Regions from separate parts of the Homo sapiens genome. Here region 2 is linked to region 1. The links are chromatin loops, found by intact Hi-C in ENCODE. Cell type or tissue: Caco-2. All regions are shown on one strand. Links, peaks and the distances in the headings refer to the core of each region. The heading gives the core; the rest is flanking DNA. Region 1 overlaps LOC107987166 (a long non-coding RNA gene). Region 2 has its middle 200 kb from the start of LINC02151.

What was found. Peaks named below come from ENCODE experiments on the same cell type or tissue, not always from the same donor. Only the 100,000 strongest peaks of a DNase experiment are listed, where the experiment ranks them.
Region 2: a loop joins it to region 1, with 2.7 times the contacts of the local background. A loop is called at or near these places in 2 of 110 quality-filtered maps.

Annotation. Positions count from the first base shown.
Region 1 is chr11:116,361,741-116,371,670 of GRCh38, reverse strand. The region is part of intron 1 of LOC107987166 (a long non-coding RNA gene); the gene reads left to right. Among named protein-coding and RNA genes, the nearest start is that of LINC02151, 130 kb to the left of the region's middle. RefSeq lists an enhancer at 3,875-4,612. In Caco-2, for the core only: no CTCF peak of the experiment used is centred there; a DNase peak (open chromatin) is centred at 4,460.
Region 2 is chr11:116,297,824-116,307,753 of GRCh38, reverse strand. No RefSeq gene overlaps it. Among named protein-coding and RNA genes, the nearest start is that of LINC02151, 200 kb to the left of the region's middle. In Caco-2, for the core only: no CTCF peak of the experiment used is centred there; no DNase peak of the experiment used is centred there.

The DNA.
Region 1 (9,930 bases), core at 1,334-9,333:
ACTAACCGAATCCATGCCTCTCAGGGGCTATTCCAGTCAGACCACACTCAGAGCAATCCCTGCTTCTGCTCACCGCCTGCACCCCACAGGTGCCCCAGGGCTCTTAATTAGAGCAGAGCAATGAAGAGGACCCAGGTAAAACAGCTTCTTCCTCCTCCCTGCCCCCATCCCCTGCCTCTGTGGGATTTAATAACTGCCCTCCTTAAAGATCAGGAGACATGATTAATTCTGACTCGAGGATTATTAAAATGCTTCCAGCAAGCATCTGGCATTAAAAGTTTTAAATCAATTAATCTGTTGTTTGGGAAAGAGCATTCTGGTTAGCACAGCTGCAAGAGGTCATTCAAGTTGCTGTTGGGTTGGGAGAGGCTGTGCTGAGGGAGGGCTTTGCCTCCCCTGGGAGCCAACGACACCCACTGGGCTCCAGGCACTTCCCCTGGCTCCCGAGCCAGGCTTCTCCCACCCAAATCATGTGTGTCCAATTTTTAAATGGTTTTCTCTCCCATGCCCAGATAAAATACACAATACCCAGCTAAATTTGAATTTCAGACAATAGTGTTTTTTTGTTGTTGTTGTTGTTTTGGTTTTTTTAGTGTAAGTATGTCTGAGGTTCACATTTAACTGGGTATTCTGTATTTTTATTTGCAAAATCTGGCAACCGTACACCCCCACCCTGTTTTAAGTGCTTGGTACATTCTAAGTGTAAGAGGCTGAATCGAGAGGCATGACCTCCTAATTGGGGCAGGACCCTTGGACCTGCTATCCATATATCAGATGTCCCAGGAAGGGTTGCTCCTCTTTTTCAGGTCAAGTGAGAAATTAGCAACCTTGAATTCTGGGGCAATTAAGCATTTGTGGAACTCTCACACAGTGGCTTGCAAAATCTCCATTTGATGGATAAATCATATGGGAAAATTATATTCTCAACCTATAATCCCAAGAGCATATACCTGGCATTGTTTTTATCAGGTAGTTACTTTGCCTTGCAGTCAGGGTGCCCATAGCACCTTCCATTTATCCTTGTTGTGGTTATCTACCCGTGAGCTCCTTGATGGCAAGGTTGTGTGTGGGCCAAATTTGTGTCTTCAGCACCCAGCCCAGAGCTGGCACATGGCAGACACCTCAATATGAGTTGATAAAATAAATTCATGAATAAATGAACTTTCCTTGTATTCTGACCAAGGCCCCTGAGTAACCAGAGTTGTCATTTATAAACCACAAAGTGTTAAATGTACAGAAAATGGCCCGGGTTAGAATCAATCTTAAACCCACTGGACCAGGCATTGGACCATGGGCCAGGATCTGGAGGCTCAAATCTGGAGGTAAATTCAGGTTTTTTTTGCTAGTATTAGGTACTCTCAGCTAAGTCCCTACACCTCTCTGGGCTTTGGTTTCCTTGTCTATAAATTGAGAGACTCATGCTTGGAGGTCTACAGCCTAGACATTCTGAGACAATTCCATCTGTGCCAAGCTCTGCAGCCCAGCTTTGAGTGGATCAAGTTGAATGCTGCATCTTGGATCTAATCTGAGTCCCATTGCCTGGTAAGGCTATGCATGGTAATGTCCCATCTTAGAAGTCCAGGAGAAGGCTCAATTGATTGCATGATGTCTGCTGGTCCACTCTTGCCGTTGTCTGTTTTTGGTTTCAGTTGCCACTCTGTAAACAAGGACCAGGCTTGGCTCTCTAGTTCCCTAAGCAGGAGGGCAGAGGAGGGAAGTCCCACCCTTCCGGACTTTGCTTGCCATCCAAGCTTTCTTTGACTCTTGGCCGCACCTCAGATATTTCTTTCCCGACCCTGCAGTCAGCCCAGATTTATCCCGCCTCGTGTCTCTCATGTAAAATGCATCTCCCGACACTTTACCAGGTTAAATGATTTAACAGCCGAGGCAGAGAGAATTAGGGGTCCGGGAGCAGGAGGCAATGCCTGCTTTTCAGATGAGATTGGAAAGGAGATGGAGATTGGTGGTGATGATAATCTCTTATTTTAATAATATAAAATAACTGTCCCACTGAATCAGAGTGAGCGATGAATTCTGTGGCCTGGGGTTAGAGACAGCCCAGCCTGGAGAAGAGAGCTGGGGGGATGTGGAGATGCCTTTCTGTGGCTCCCTCTCTCTTGTCTTTCTCTTTTGAGGATTTGTGCCAGCATCATCCTGTGACTGCCCCTGAACTGCCATCAATAAAAATGCGGGTAGCCAGGAAGACTGAAGGGGAGAGTGATAGATTTGGGGAGTGTGTGTGTGTGTGTGTGTGTGTGTGTGTGTGTGTGTGTGTGTCAGACAGACAATGAATGAATGAATGAATGAATGAATACAAATCTGGGGAAGCTGATAACCACTGTGGTCATCATTTTCCTTTATGATCCATTGCTAGGAGATACTCCAATCTGTGACCCTGGAAAGGGGTCCGAAGGTGAGGGTCTAGACCAAATGACCCCTAGGAGATGTGGAGACTGCTAGCTGGGGCAGTCACTCACAGGAGGCTTGGTCTCATCCCATCAAACTGCAGGGGGAGTGACCTACTCCTCAATTCGTGCCTCAATGGGCAAACACATGTTGAATCCCTATCATGTGCTAATCTTCCTGAGGTTGACTGGGCCAGACCAGGGAGGTTCCACAAGGAGCCGGGTGGTGGGGAACAAACTCTGTGACACATGTCAGCTCAGCAGGGCTCCCCTGCACAGTGGGCTGCTAATAGCTGAGGAGCTGTAGACCTGTCTTCTTCCCTGGGATTAATTCATTACTCCAGCCCTACTCGGATTCCGTCAGGTTCAAACGTCAGAATTTAATATGAAGCTAATGAGTCAAATGCTCTCTCTATCTCTCCCTGTCTGGGGCTCACTCTCTTTCCCTTTTCTCTCTCTGCAAATCATTGCAGATGCCAGGGGTCATGTGGGTTGGAGCAGAGCTATGGCTGCCTGGGCCGCAGAGGGGCCTTCCTCCCCTTCTTTAGTGAACAGGAAACCTGCTCTCTTTACTGCACTTGTTTATCGTGAAGATCAAAGTGCTAGGATGATGGAAGCCCACTCCTGCTGGGGTTCCCTGAGTCAAAATCATGGGAACACACGGAGAAGTGAGGAGAACTGATAACAGGGAGAGCCTGATTCCTTGCACTTGGAATTGCTGCTCCTCATTAACCAACAACCGTTTCTGAGAACTCATTATGTGTTGGGTCCATGCTAGGCACTAAGGATACAAAGTTGAATGGGTTGATTGGTTCATGTTTTATAATAAATGTTTAGTGAATATGTAAAGAGGCAGTGGGGTATGGTTGTTAGAGTAGAAGGCTCTGGAACAAGACTTCTTAGGTTTGGATCTGCTGCTCACTGGTTGCATTAACTTAGGCAAGTTTTTTAGCCTCTTTGCCTCTATTTTCTCATCTGCAAAATACAGATAACAAAACAACATTTTCATGCAGTTGTTATGAACATTAAATGGGTTGATACAAGTAAAGCTAGCAAATACTAAATAAATTTAGTTATTGTTCCTATGTGGTAAGAACTTAGGGTTCCAGTTTCTTTTCTGTTTTTTTTTTTTTTTTTCTTTTTGAGATGGAGTTTCACTCTGGTTGCACAGGCTGGAGTGCAATGGTATGATCTTGGCTCACTGCAACCTCCGCCTCCTGGGTTCAAGTGATTCTCCTGCCTCAGCCTCCTGAGTAGCTGGGATTACAGGTGTGTACCACCAGGCCAGGCTAATTTTTGTATTTTTAGTAGAGACGGGGTTTCACCATGTTGGTCAGGCTGGTCTCAAACTCCTGACCTCAGATGATCCACGTGCCTTGGCCTCCCAAAGTGCTGGGATTATAGGCATGAGCCACTGCGCCCGGCCGGGTTCCAGTTTCTAAAATAGAATGAGCCAATATTGAATAGCAGCTTACCTTGTATCAGGCAATGTGATTTATACGCATTAACTTATTTAATCCTTACAATAACCTTATAAGGTAGGTCTCATTATCTTTATTACCGTTTTACACAGGAGAAAGCTGAGACTAAGGTCTGCTCTTGCTGAAGGGCACCCAGCTAGAAAACGATGGAGCTGGAATTTGATCTTTGCTCTGTTGGACTCTGAGTCTGGGCTTTTGGCCACAGTTTGATGTCTTGGGGAGACAGAACATCCATAATTACAGAAATAATATTATCTTGTAACACAGGTCCAAATACAGCACTGTGGGATCCACAGAGAATGATGTGGCTGTCTCTGTTGAGGGAGGTCAAAGAGGGTTTCCTGGTGGAGGTTGAGTAAACATTCCTTCAGTGTATGGAGTAGGGCAGGCAGGAAGCAGAAGGGCCGGTGAAAAGCAGGGTGCATTTGGGACCCTCTAACTAGAATGGCTGGAGGGAAGGTGAATGACGGGGAGTGCCCAGGATTGAGACTGGGAAGGCAGGTGGGGAATGCCTCACACAGGGTGCTGTTGACTGTGAATCAGACATAGGTATTCTGTGAGAACAATGGGAGGCCAGGAATGTGAGGCTGGGGAAGTTGCACAAGACATGCACTATGGAAAGCTCTTTCCCTGCTGAACTGTGGAATACAGATGAGGGCCTGGGAGGCCTGAGGCACGGAGGATGCTTAGGGCATTGCTGCAATTGCCAACTTGTTGCTGTAAACAGGATGACTCCACTCTCCATCCAGGAGACCAGAGGGTGAGTGTAAAAGGAAGAATGGGATTTACAGGTAAAAATGGAGGTCGTGTCTATTTCTGATCCTGGGAAGGAAACAGTGTGACCCAGCCAGGGAAAGAGGGTGTCAGCTCTCAAGACTGCCTGGAAGTAGATGAGTGAGATGTGGATGCACAAGGGGTGCAGAGCAAGTTTATCTGAGAAGAGAATAAGTTTTAACTGACATTTAGTGGTCAGCAAACCAAGCATGCATAGCCAGGGAGGCAGGCAGGTGAGAGGACTATTCCAGGTTCAAGTCAGGAGGGTCTTGAGTTGGAAGAAGGAAAGCCTCTGCTGGGTTAACACAGGAGGCACAGGCAGGGGCACAAGCAGAGGGCAGCGTCCCAGGCAAAATGTGCCCTGCTGGACAGAGCTGGCAGTGTCAGAGCAGCAGCTTCAGTCTAATGGAGGTAACTAGGGACCCAAATGGGAGACCAGACAGATTCAAGAAGGCACTGAGGATCCCATGGCACCTGGGAGAGGGCCAGCCTTTATCTGCTTGGAGAGAAATTCAAATATCTCTTAAGTATTCAGCAAAGAAAATCTTGAAATGGCAAGAGACCACCGCCTGGGGCCCTCAAAGGCTGTGCCCAGCAAGTCAATATTTTGCTAAGTGCTCAGTTTGCAACCAGAAACAATCACTCTGCAAACATATTTCTTTTTATAATTCTTGGTATTTTTCTCTTGTTTTCCTTGCAAAGTTTGTTTTCTTCACCCCTCTTCAATCCCATTTTGGGCATATTTGCAGATCTAAGAGGGAGAGCTATGCCTCCGTGGCTGGCTGGGGTAGCAGCCACAGTCTCAGTCAAGAAGAGCTAAAAGCAGGTATCTGGAACATGCAGAGAGGTGAGAGCAGGGCCTGTCGGGCCAAGTGAGGAGGGATTTTGGCCATTTTCCACTGTGGCCGTGCCTTTGTGATAGGTGGCATGTAGCTCTGATGGAAATAGTCAGGTGGCCCAAATAAATGGAGACCCACGAAGGCTTCCCTGATCCGTTCTTTTTAGAACAACCATAGCTGTTTAGCTAGAGCTATTCTAAAAAGCTCTGTGACTCATGCTTGGCCTTATGTTATAGTCATTCTTGCACATGGCTTGCTCTCTGTACTGGGCTGCAAGCTCCCTGAAGGCTTTGCTGCTGTCATACTGCTATTTTCAACATGGTGTGTTGGATCAGGGGTGGGTGGGTCCCAAGTTCAGGCTCCAGTCCCCAGAAAGGCAACACTTAAGAATGATCTCAACCAGAGATTCAAACTGTGTTGCAAGCCAGCCCATCAAAATGGGAATCTTGGAATAGGGTTCACCACAGAGACCCAGGGATTCTACCTGGGGCACTCAGGGTGAGGATGGGAGAGGGACCTGGAGATTGGGCAGAAGGCAGAGGCACCTTGCTAGAGCCAAGAAAGAGGTAAGAGATTACTTTCCATCTCTATCACCCAGGTCACTGCAATAACCTCCAAAGTTGTATCTACTCTTCAGTCCAGTGGTCCCCAACTTTTTGGCACCAGGGACTGGTCTCGTGGAAGACAGTTTTTCTACAGACCATGGCCAGTGGAAGACAGTTTTTCCCACGCACCAGAGTGCATTACATTTATTGTGCACTTTATTTCTCTTATTATTATATTGCAATACATAATGAAATAATTATACAACTCACCATAATGTAGAATCAGTGGGAGCCCTGAGCTTGTTTTCCAGCAACTAGATGGTCCCATCTGGGGGTGATGGGAGACAGTGACAGATCATCAGGCATTAGATTCTCATAAGGAGCTCACAACCCAGATCCCTCACATGTGCAGTTCACAATAGCGTTTGCACTCCTATGAGCATGTAATGCCGCCACTGATCTCACAGGAGGAGGAGCTCAGGTGGTAATGCAAGCAATGGGGAGTGGCTGTAAATACAGATGAAGCTTTGTTTGCTCACCCGCCGCTCACCTCCTGTTGTGTGGCTTGGTTCCTAACAGACCATAGACTGATACTGGTCCCCCAGGGGTTGGGGTCCCCTGCTTTAGCCTGTCCCTGCTTCCAGTTATCAGCCAGTTGACCATCACTCTGTATCCCTCTCCATTTCAAAATCCTTCAATGACTTCCCATGGCCTCAGAGAAAAGCCCAGACTCCAAAGCCCTAGTTGACTCAATTTTCCACTCTCTGCTCCCTCCACCCATGCAACATTTGCTGTTCAAGACTGTAGCTTATTTATAACCTTCCCCCAACTTAATGTACTTTACAATTTCCTGCCTGGACACCTTTTCAGAGGCCTCATCCTGTTTTTGCATACGAACACCTACAGCCACTCCCTGAGCCCAATTTAGGAAGACTTTTTTTTTTTTTTTTTTTTTTTTTTTTTTGTGGCTTCCCTGGCCCACATTCCTTTTTGGGCTAACATCTGGTGAGTGTGTACCATGTGCCAAGCACTTTATGTGTGTTATCTCATTTAGCCCTCTCTGTAGCTCGAGTACTTCAGCTCTGCTATTAATTCCAAAGGTGAAGTACCTTGTTCAAAGTTACATAGCTGGCAAGTAGCGGAGTCAGTAGTGAACCCTGGCGCTTTGAAATCCCAAGTATTGTTCTTAATCCTGTCATATACAAAATAATCTGTTGATCCTTTCACTTGCTATGTAAAGAATACATACCCTCCTCTCCCTTCTGTCACCCTCTGGCCACCAAGGACCATGGGTACTATGTGAAAATGTAGAATTTGCGATTTCTAGTTTGGAGGCAGCGTGATACTGTAGAAGAATACTGAACGAGAACACAGGAAGCCTGTCTTCTGGCTCTAGTACTGGGCAAGTCACCTAACCTTTCTGAGGCTGTTTTTTTCTTTGTTAAAAGCAAAGGATAGGCTGGGCACGGTGGCTCACACCTGTAATCTCAGCACTTTGGGAGGCCGAAGCAGGCGGATCACCTGAGGTCAGGAGTTCGAGACCAGCCCGGCTAACATGGTGAAACCTCATTTCTACTAAAAATACAAAAAATTAGCCAGGCGTAGTGGTGTGCACCTGTAATCCCAGCCACTCAGGAGACTGAGGCAGGAGAATTGCTTGAATCCGGGAAGTGGAGGTTGCAGTGAGTGAGCTGAGATCGTGCTGTTGCACTCCAGCTTGGGGAACAAGAGTGAAACTCTCCCCGCCACCCCACCCCCGCAAAAAAAAGCAAAGGATAACTTCTATGACGGGCCCAGTGAGGGTCAAATTAAGTAAAGTTCATGACAGCACTCTGTAAACTGCAAAAGTAAGGTGGAATTATTATTATTATCATTTTTATTATTACTTTTCAAAGGTGAATTATATCTTGAATAGAATACTAGGCAGTTTGCAGACAGGGTGTCCTGAATAGCAAAGGACACAAGAGGAAGGTCTGCAAGCAGATAGTTGGAAAACTCTTGAAAGTCTATTGGAGTTGGTTAGCTTTAGTCAACGCCAGCAATCAGGTCAAGATACCTCCACTAGGATGCCACACAGGCAAGAATGAAATAAACTTCAAGGTGTTTGTGAAGCTTCTAATATTGGACAATTCTGGGGAGACCCATCAATTTCATTAGAAAACTCAGTGGCATCCGTGGTCCCAAGAAAGTTTAGAAAACAGTGGCCTAAGGAAAGGGGTTTGGCCATGGAATGTGGCAATAGCTAATAGCTGGGAAGAGGGTTGCTTTGATTCAGAAACGTAGGCATAGATGGGGAAGTCCTAGGGGTGACTGGGAATGGGGTCCCATGGCCAGCCTATTTGGAGCCCACCTGGCAAGGTCCTGGACAAGCTGTACTCCAGGCTAGTGGGGGGTTTTCTAAAGAGGCAGCCTTATATCTACATATGGGGTCAGAACTGTCTAGAGACAAGAGGGATATCCAGGGAGCAGCAAGTTCCCTGTCATAAATGTTCAGGCACTGGATGAGCCCATCACGGGCTTTGTGGAAAGATTTTAGCATTATGTAGACTGTTGGGCTAAAAGGTGCCTGCATTTCCTTACATCTTTGAACTGGTTGTTTCTCTGATGAATGTGTTGAGCAGTGTTAAGCAGGCAGCATCACTTAGGTGAATACCCATACTGTATCTACCCTGGGCCCCCCAATTCCTCAACCTGCTGTGATTCCAATTTTGTATTTCTTAGATGGCTGTGCATGAGATTGTTCCACAGCTCACACTGAAGAGATCAACATGGAAGAGAACAGGTTTGAGCTCGGTCTTTGAGGCCATGTCTAGGTAGGAGAAAGTTGTCTTTGTGGAGCTGTCAGAGCCGAGAGCAGACTGTGTTCCAGAGAGCAGTAGACAGACCCAGACATAAGGTGTTTTGAGAAAAAGGGCTTTGCTCTCAAATGTGTTTGGAAAATTCTGGGTGAGACAAAGTTAAACAGTTTTTGTTTTTGTTGTTGTTGTTGATTTGCTTGTTTGTTTTACTTCTTTGAACCTGTGACTTTCCAGGATGGGAGCATGATATGCAGTTATCTCCTGGTTTTGTTTTTTTGTGTGCATGGAACCTTTTCTTCCTCCAAGGGGCAATTCTCAGGGCTAATGCTCCAAAGAATATGCCAACGTTGTCCAAGACAACTTGTCAGATGCTTTCTGTCTTTTCCACTCCCAGTCTGTCTCTCCTTTCATTTCCCCAATCCTTCTCTGCAGCCAGGATTCTGTAGGGAGACATCTGGAGCCTCAAGAAGACCCTTCCTCAGCCCAGTAGGATTTCTGCAAGTGGTATAGGTTTAGGCGTGTAATGAATTTAGATTTAATTTGCAAGTGAAAAAGCTTGCTTTCTTTTGTAGCTTACACCAAAGCTCAAACGTCTAAGCTTCCAGGGTTTAAGTCTAATTAACTGTATTTCACAGCTTATTTAAAGAAAAGAATGGAGGCATTAAAATTGTAAAATCTAATTTTTGAGTAAATCTTTCAGTGCAAAATTAATGTCGCAGTATTAGAGCCGCCTTGGCAATATATCTCTTGTCTTCAAATTTCAAAATGAGCTTTTGCAAACATGAAATTATTCATTAGACTGTCTGGTAAAGAGATAAATAAGTGTCTCTTCAAATCCTCGATCTCCTCTTCTCTATTTAGCCAAAGACGGAGTTATTTGGTTTGAGGGGCCAAGAGGGTTGATCAGATTTTTGAATTTCGACAGGTAAGGAGAGAAGCAGAAAAGCAGAAGCTTTTGTCTGTCAAGGGAGTTGGGACACAGACAATCCCTTCTTTGTTTCTTAGTCTACTCCTGAGGGATCAATTGGCTTTGGGGATCAATGAAATATCTCAGCAGTTACACTGGAGCCAGGGGCGGGGTCTGCTTG
Region 2 (9,930 bases), core at 537-8,536, 63 kb after region 1:
TTTGAAAATAAACTGTTCTCCTTGCCTGAATTTCTTAAATCTGTGGCTTGGCAGATAGTAGTGACATTAGAACAATTTTCTCTTTAATTCTTTTCCGTATACTTCCAAAGGAATTTTTATATTAATAATATCATTTGCTGAATTCAATTCTAATGAATATGGATTAATTTTCTGCATTATAGCTATTGATCTTAGGCCATTGATCTCAGGAAGGGAGAGTTGCAGCTCATAAATCCCTCTGTTCTGACTGAGGGTTCCCTGGGGGCACGGATGGGGAGGTGTAAGTAGCAAGAGATGGGAAAGCTAGAGTGGGTTGGCTCTAGAGGGATGAGGCTGGGGAAATTATTGTGAGGGGTGGAGAGAGAGAAGAAGACCCTCTTGGTCACATTAGGCTCTGTCCAGATAATCCTACTTACTATTCTCCATCCATGCCCCAGGATTTCCCATCCCTTTGCTTAGTCCGTGCTTCCCTTCCTATGCCTATAGCCCTTCCTCTTCCTCTCTGACTTGTTCAAACTCTACCTGCATTTCCAGACCCAGATCAAATGCCATGCTTTCATGAAGCATTTTTTGGTTCTCTCCCCCATCTATTGCTAATCGGAATTTCTCATTTTTTTTACATGCCTATAGTGCTTTATCTCTTAGGACGCTTAACACTTTCTGCTATGTCCACATCTTTTTTTCTTTTCTTTACTTTTTTGAGATGGAGTCTTGCTCTGTTGCCCAGGCTGGAGTTCAATGATGTGATCTTGGCTCACTGCAACCTCTGCCTCCTGGGTTCAAGTGATTCTCTTGCCTCAGCCTCCCAAGTACCTGGGATTACAGGTGTGTGCAACCACACCCAGCTAATTTTTGTATTTTTACTAGACACAGGGTTTCACCATGTTTGCCAGGCTGGTCTTGAACTCCTGACCTCAAGTGATCTGCATGCCTCAGCCTCCCAAATTGCTGGGATTACAGGCATTAGCCACTGTGCCTAGCCTATGTCCACACCTTAATTTCTGACTATAAACCTCATGAGGGCAAGCATACTGTCTATCTCTTTTAATACTATGAGCCCAACATCTAGCACAGACACACTCATTGAAATACTTGTTTAATGGATGAAGAGTTTGGGATCATAGGGATCAGGAAGTAAACTCTCCCTTCTGTTCCATAATTAGCTTTTCTTAAGTTTCACCATCCCCTGTTAAGTAATGAAGTGGTGTAGATTAATGGAAAGATTGTCCTATGAGACACTCTCATTCCCATTAGATTTGCAGTATCAAGTTGCCAGTCAAGTTGCTCTCAAATGAAGACAGCATAGCCTTCTGCTACAAAGAGAAGGGTCTGAACAGTGTTTGCCCTCTGTCCATTTTGCTCTGTCGTTATTGAATTGATGCATTCACTTATTAATGAAAGCACACTATTCTCACTAAGGCCCATCTCCCATTTCTCCTCTTATAAACTTCTTTCTTTCCTACCAGTCTCTCTCTTCTAGCCTCCTCTTACGTCAGCCTCTACTCTTCCCTTTCTCAATCTTCCACCTCCTTGGCCAGGTTTCTTCCATCCACTACTGGTAACTTACAAAATGCAACGGTGGTAGTGGTGATCATGATGATGGGGATGGAGGGTGTCTCCTCTGGTGGCAAAAAGGTACAAGCTTTGCCCTCAGAGTAGCACTGACAGGGTAAGGAGAGGAAGAAAGAGTTGCATAGCTTTGGGGACATATTTTCCTTAATAGGAATGTTAGAATGGGGAAGGGAAATTTTGGGCTGGAAGAACATTCCAATGTGGCTTCCAAATGTAGCTCCTGAAGTACTGCTGTTTTCATATGAGTCTCCAGCTTAAAATCTTTCTGGAAGTCTATCCTCTCAGCAGCAGAAAGTCAAACTCTTGGTCATCCATTCAAGGCCTGGCCCAACCTATGTCTCCAGCTCCATCCCTTATTACTCAACTTTGATCTAAAGAGATGGTCCTGTCATGATTCCTAGAAGAGGTAGGTCACATAGACGCAGACACCACATGGTGTAGGCAGAGCTGCAGGCTGTTCCAATGTTGCTAGAGCATAACATATGAGATGGGGAGTGCTGTACTCAGAGTTGGATAAGATCTTGTGGAGAAGGAAGTGTGAAGGCCAGATTCAAAGGTAAGGCTTCCGCTTTTGTCTCACTCCCTCATCGTACAGTTCCCTTTTAAGAGACATATTAGCCAGGGTCTAATCAGGGGACAGAAACTATGCCAGGTATCGTGAGCATTTTAAACATAGGGAATTTACACAAAAGACTTTTAAATAGCCAAGAATAATTGCTTACTAACTGAAAAGGCAAAAGAGAACACAAGGGTCTCAGGGACTTAGCAACTTCAGGAAGCAGCTACCATCCCTAGAACCGGGGGCCACACAGAGCTGAGAGTTAAACCTCTGAGAAGGGGGAACTGCTTGTTTGGAGCTAATGTCTCTGAGCTTGCAGAAGGGGCCCCATAGAGCTGAGACTCAAACCTTCTAAGGAAGTCTACAACTGATGGCTCTGAGGAGGCACAGAGAGTCCGTGTAGAGTCCGTGTTGGAAAAACTTCAAACTGTATTCAACTCCTGCTATGAAACAAATTGCCATTGCTGGGCAAATAAGTCTGACAGAAACAAGACTCCAAGAGGAAGGACCAAATTCCCTACTCATCTTCCAGCTCTTCAGTCTTCCTCCAGCAGCCTTGATTGACAGAGCCTCAATTGATACGGGTCAGTAGCCAAGTAGAAGCCCCAGCATCATAAAGCAGAATTTAGGAGGATGAGTTCAAATTGAAAAGACAAGTGTGTGACAGGTTACCCCTTTGGATACTCAATATTTATACAGTCCTTTCTTTGAACTTCTTACAACCATTAAAAACCATCTTATTCTTTTATCTGACAAGGTGCAACCTTCTATTGTACAAAGAAAGATATTCTCATTCTTTCCTTCAAAATGAGGAGTTGCAATCGTTCAACAGTCATTGGATTCATTTTTGGGAGACAGTCTCACTATCTACTACTAGGTTATGTTAATCCTCTCCTCAAAGGTAGTCACAGTTCCATCACCTGAATATTGTTTTTCCTTCAAGAGTAAATTGCAAAGTTAATCTCCAACAATGTGTATGGTGTAACATAATAAGGGAAGAAAGACAGAAAATAAAATAATACATACACACAGAAGAAAATATGTATAATGGCTACAGTCTTTGTGTTGATATAGCTGGTCATAAAGTGTGTGTGTGTGTGTGTGTGTGTGTGTGTGTGTGTGTGTCTGCCTGTCTATGCATGTGCAATCTTCCTTTTTCCACTACCTGTTTTGTGTTTTCATCATCCTCAGCCAGGACATCAGTTGGTCTGTATTTCAGTATTTCTTACTTGTTGGGATGACTCAAACCTTTATTCCTAAAGAGTCTGAATCCTTAGAGATCCTGTATATTTTTGTTTGCTATGATTTCTATTAACTTTTAACTTCCATTAGCATGGAAGTAGTGTGGGCTGCCCCAGAGAATTCCCTGAGCTCTAGGTATAGACATTTCTGCAACCAGCTCTTGAATCAATTACCCCAACTAGTAGAGTAATCCCCTTTTCTTATCTGTTGATTCAGTGGTACAGGAACCCAAAATGGCCAGAGAGGAGTCTCAACTTCCAATTCAGTGGAATCACGGTTACTTCTCCTAGTGGGAGCTTTTCTCCTCGGGATACAAGATCTCCAAACTAGCAGAGCTCAAAGTTGCAGTGACAGGAAGCAAAAATTCTGTGAGTTATTAAGTGTAATGGTGAGAGGAACCACTTCCACTCTACCCTTTGATTCTAAGATCTATGTATTCTAGCCATGAAAAAAATAGCACCATATATTGGTCCCTGATTCAAAGTGTATACTCTATGCTGTATGGCAGAACACCATTATTTCAGAGGGCTATCTCCTAATTGGAAGAACCACAGCTGAGACTTAAGTAGCTCATTTCACCATTATTTTAGGCCAGTTGTTTCTGGGTGATAAGGTATATAATAAGAGTGAATTCCATGGACCTGAGCCCGTTGCCACACTTCTTTTGCTGAGAAATGAATTCCTTGATTAGAATCAATGTTGTGAGGAACACCATGATGGTGAATAAGGCATTTTGTAATCCCACGGATAGTGGTGCTAGCAGAGGCATTACAAGAAAATGATGGCAAATCTATAACCCAGAGTACATGTCTATCCCATGTCTAACTCTCTGCCCACTTCATGATGGAGGGAGTCCAATGCAGTCAACCTGCTACCAGGTGGCTGGCTGATCCCTCTGGTAAATGGTGCCATATAGGAGGCTATGTGCTGATCTCTGCTTTTGGGAGGTTAGGTATGGCAATAGGGATAGGCAAGTTAGCCTTGGAGAGAGAAAGTTCATGTTATTGATCCCATGAATAGCCTCTATCTATGCCATCATGGCACTTTGTACCTAGGCCCACCGATCAAGTACTGGAGTGCCTAGGGAAAGAGTCTGACTGACATCCAAAGAATATGTTACATGTTCTCCCTGCTTAAGAGCCTCATCTGCACTGGATGCCCTTTGGTGAGGATTTATATGGCACACAAATATCCTCCTAGCTTCATAGCTGGCACAAGAGTTATGCCCAAATGAAAGGTCACTGCATCTACAAGAACAGCTCTCCCTCAACTTTTGCTTCTAAATGCTTCTAAGACAGTGGTAGTTGGTAAAGCCAAGCACAGGCTGAAGCTCAGCAGGTGGCATCTACCCATCTGGCCCTCCTTGGGGAACTATTTCTTCTTCAGGAGCTCTACTAGCACTGTCTGACTGTATAATTAATTTTCTTGGCACTTAGCTCTGGCTGCCTTGTGTTATTCTTCTTTACTTGCAAATACATGCTTAAGGACAAGTTTAAATTAATCCTTGAGGATGGCGCAGTATATACATCTTTACATCAACAGAGGCTTGCTATGTGGCTCTTACTCAGTAAATACCAAGATGCAGGGGAAAGAGTTTGGTATTTAGGATAAGAAGCCCTAAATTTGAGGTCTCTTATGTTCCTTCTCCACGTGCCCTTAGACAAGATTTCACATTCATCCCATCACCCCTAAATACAGTTTGTCCAGCAATGTGCTACTGCTTGATGTTTTTTGCCTCCACGCTTTTGCTTATGTTGAACATTCTCTTATTTTTATGAAAGAAGATGCCTTCTTTTTTTCCTTATAGAAGCTACAAGTCCCACAATGCACAGAATTCCCTTCAAGGAAGAGGCTAGTCACAATCTCTGAAAAGACTCAAAATGAGAGGTTTGTAAAGCAAACTGCTATGTCTGTTACTTCAGCTGGTCCCAAAGTTGTAGTTGATATTCCTCACCTTCCTCTAGATTTCTTTGCCCTCAGTGAGCATTCTGACTCATCTTGGTAGGGCCACCCTGCCTTTCATCCCTGAGGAGTCTGAGCCTTTAGTAGCCTTTTTTGGGCTGTGGTTGCTATAATGCATATTTAGTGTTATCTCTGGGCATGAAAGCACCAAGTGACATACCTGCAAACCTCTAGATACCAGACATATTTCTCCCTATTCTTATTGTGTAGCAGTAACCCCAAATCCTCATCGAAATCAGGGTGTGTTTCCCAGCCCGAATGGTAGTTTTCCTTGGCCATTATATATATGGCCATATTTTTGTGGCCTATTGGTCCATTGTTATGAATATCCCAAAGTAGTTAGATGATAGTCACAGCTTTCAGTTCAGCAAAATCTTTACTGTGTTCCCTGACACATGTATTCTGCCCCTGGGAACCCGGGCCTCTAACCTGGTTTAGTGTAGTGTCATGGAGTTAAGAAGGACAGATTCCTTATGTGGGTTACAGGAAGTGATGGTAAGAGTGACCATTCCTACTTGTACCCCTTGATTCCCATTTCTGTAAATTGTAGCTATTGGGGCTAGAGCAGCATACATCAGCTGTTATTTCAGCACATCTAATCCACCTTGGAGGATGTCATTCCATAGAGTAATGACCTTTGCTGGCATCTTAGTTGGAGCTTTAGCAGGTCAGTCCACTCTTCAACTGGACTGGCTATTTTGGGGTGATAGAGTACCATGTTAGATCAGTGTATCCCATGGTCATGGTCTTGGTCATGAGCCTATCAGTTCACCTTTTTTTGGGTCATAAAATGGGAGCTTTGATCCAAAGCAACATTGTATGTGATATCATGTTTATAGGTCAGACATCTGGTAAGCCCTTGGGTTGTAGCATCAGTGGAGGTATTGGAGGTATTATAGGCAAGGAAGGCAAAATCATCCAGAGTGACAATTCTGGCAAGGAAAAATTGGTGTAAGGGTCTGATGTAACAGAGCGTCTCCAAGTGGCTGGCTGGTTTCTGGAAAAGTTGTGCCATATCAAAGTTCAGGGCAGGTCTCTAATGTTGCATGTCAGGCAGTCATCAGTGGAAATAGCTCAATCAATCATGATGAGAGAGAACCCAGGCTTTGGGGTCCATGTGTAGCTTCCATCCCTTTGATCATTGCTGCTACTCTGTTTATGGGATCATTGCATCCACACTGGTTGGCTGAGGAGATGGGCTGGCTGATTCCATAGGACAAATCTATGGTTATTGAGCACTTCTTCAGTAGTAGATGATCTCTGGTGTGTATCAGGAGGTACAAAGGTCTTTGTGCTTTATGCCTACTCCTATAGGCTTATTTGCTTATCTCTTCACCAGACCTCCTTGTTCCTAACCTTCCAAGTGTGTTCCTTCCAGGTTCCTTCCAGCCAAACCACTTGCCACTCAGGAGTCCATGTATATACATAGCACAGGTTTCTTTTCCTTCACCTGTGGTCAATGACAAAGCATAATGTTCCCTGTCTGCCCACTGGGAATATTTACCACTGGGAAAATTTTCTTTAGTCACTCTTGAGTAGGGCTTTAATACAACTACAATTTTTGGCTAATATTAACTTATTGTACTTTTTACAAACCAGACTGAGGTCTTTCTTTTTCCTTAGTTGGTCATTTGAGGTATTAAATATGAATTAGGGGAGAGGCATCTTTGAATAGAGGTAGGAAACATGGAAGTCTAGCCCACCTATGAACATACTGCGACATAATTAGAAATATATATTTGGTCTCTGTCCTCAAAGACCTGTCACAGAGCTTCCTGGCACAGAGCTTCTAAGACCCTTGGAATCTCAGAACTGATAAGACTGTCTTTGTATATGTTAATGAAATGATGGTGGCTAAAAGCCACTAGATAGCTTCAGGGTGGGGACTGGTTGCTAGAGGAATCAACCATGTGATTAAAGGGTTGGAACTTTCAGCCCCATCCCCAAACCTCTAGGGAGGGGAGAGAGGCTGGATATTGAGTTCAATCACCAAAGGCCGATGATGTAATCATCCATGTCTGCATAATGGAACCTCCATAAAAACCCTACACAACAGGGCTTGGAGAGTTTCCAAGTGCAACTGGAGAGGACATGAAAGCTCTGTACCCCTTCCCACTAACCCTGCCCTATGTAATTCTTCATCTGTACCCTTAATAGTATTCTTTAGAATAAACCAGTCACAGTGAGTAAGGTGTTTCCCTGAGTTCTGTGAGGCATTATAGCAAATTATTGAACCTTAGGAGCAGGTTGTGGGAACCCCTGATTTGTAGCCAAGTGGGTCAGAAGTACTGAAGGTCCAGGACTAGTGATTGGCATTCTGAAGTGTGGACAGTCTTGTGGAACTGAGCCCTCAACCTGTGGGATCTGATGTCAATTCCAAGTAGATAGCATCAGAACTGAATTGAATTCTAGGACACGCAGTTAGTGTCCAGAGAATTGAAGAATTGTTTTTTGGTGTGAAAAACAAAAAACAAAAAACAAACAAAAAAAACCCCCACACATTTGGTGACATAAGTGTTGTGAGTAGAGAAAAAATAACTGTTTATGTTTTTTTTTTTTTTCCTCTAGTAATTCACTTGTGTCTTCTGGACCTGCTCTGGCTCAATCCAAAATGTGCTATGTCCATTATATGATGAATTTCTGTTGTGCCCACTCAACCTTATAGCTTGGTAGATCTGATAATGCCCAGATCCTAATGGACACCTCTGGTTACATAGTTTCTTGATTTCACACATGTCTCTAGGGCCCAGTAGCATGTCAGGGGTCTCTCCAGTTGGTGCTTACAAAAGACTCCACAAAATAATCTTACATACTATGGATAACTCTCTCTGCCTCTGGTTTACATGGCCTGAGTGGCATGACAGCTTGTACCCTTAGCCTAGATATGCTGCAAAGCCTGTTCTTGTTGAAAGCCTTCCAAGGCACCTGTTAATAGGTCAAAGCAGTATTCCCAAGTACAGTTTATATCCCAAATGTATGCCTTTTTCTTAGTGGTAGGAGATGTTAGATCTAAGAACTTGTCATTTATCTTGGAGACAATGTCTCAGCCTGTCCCAGATCACTAGAGTACTGAAAGCTTCACCTATCTGACAGAATTCTCAATCTTCATGGAATTTTTCTCTTATTTGCTGCACTCATTTTCCTTAGTAGGTTATCTAGAGCAGTAATATTCAAAGTATGGTTTGTGAGTGAAGCTGACTTATGAACTATCTGTCCCCATTCTGCAGTGAGATAAATGCAGAAATTGAAAGGTAAGCTTTTAGAAAATTTTATAGCAACTTGACATTGTGGTGACATCTAAGTTCTTGATAAGTAGATTTGTCTTACTTAACCAGGTTAGATGCATTTTGGCTGTTATTGAACTCACACAAGGAGTTCTGTGTAGTATAAGCTGTGTATTAGTCACATTATAATGTGATATTTTAAGGATAGTTTGTCAACTGTAATCTCTGTAAGTAAAACCATGAATCAACTTCTTTTATTAGAAGATAATCTATGTTTAAGTATAATTTTATAAGATAAAGTATTGGGGATGAATAATGAGGAACTGAAGAATGATTTTGAAAATATAGCATCACTCATATGCTCATTGCCATACTACTTACAATAGCAAAGACATGGAATCAACCTAGGTGCCAATGAATGCTGGATTGGATAAAGAAAACGTGGTGCATATACACTATGGACTACTATGCAGCCATAAAAAAGAATGAAATCATGTCCTTTGCAGCAACATGGATTGAGCTGGAGGCCATAATCCTAACTGAATTAATGCAGGAACAGAAAACCAAATATGGCATTTTCTCGCTTATAAGTGGGAGCTAAACATTGAGCACCCATGGACATAAGCATGGGAACAGAAGACACTGTGGACTACTAGAGTATGGAGGGGAAAGAGGGGGTCATGGGTCAAAGAAACTACTTGTTGGGTACTATGCTTGCTACCTGAGTGGAATATACCCATGTAACAAGCCTGCATATGTACACGCGTATCTAAAATAAAAGTTGAAAAAAAAATATAGCATCACTTGTTTCCTTTTGGATAAAAGTTGAAAATGAATACCCTGAGATTGCTCAAAATGATTTTAAAATATTTTCTTCCATTCCTGGCTACATGCCTTTTTAAGATTAGTTTCTCTACTATGAGGGTTATGTCATTGAAATAAATCATAGAAATGATTTAGATATACATTATTCCTTGTGAGTAGGATTATCATCAATTTAATCTAGTTTAGATAATTTTATAAGCAAGAAGCAAGCATGCTTAAAGGTATTTAATATGGGGAAAATCAATATTTTGCTCATAACTTTTTGTTTATTTATAAATAAAGAATGACAAAAAAAGTTTGAGCCAAGCATGGTGGCTTACGCCTGTAATCCCAACAATTTGGAAGGCACAGACTAGAGGATTTCTTGAGCACAGGAGTTCAAGACCAATCTTGACAACATAGTGAGACTTTATCTCTACAAAAAATAAAAAATTAGCAGGCATAGTGGTGCATGCCTGTAGTCCCAGCTATGAAGGAACCTGAACTGGGAGGATTGCTTGGGTCCAGGAAGCTGAGGCTGCAGTGAGTGATGATCATGCCACTGCA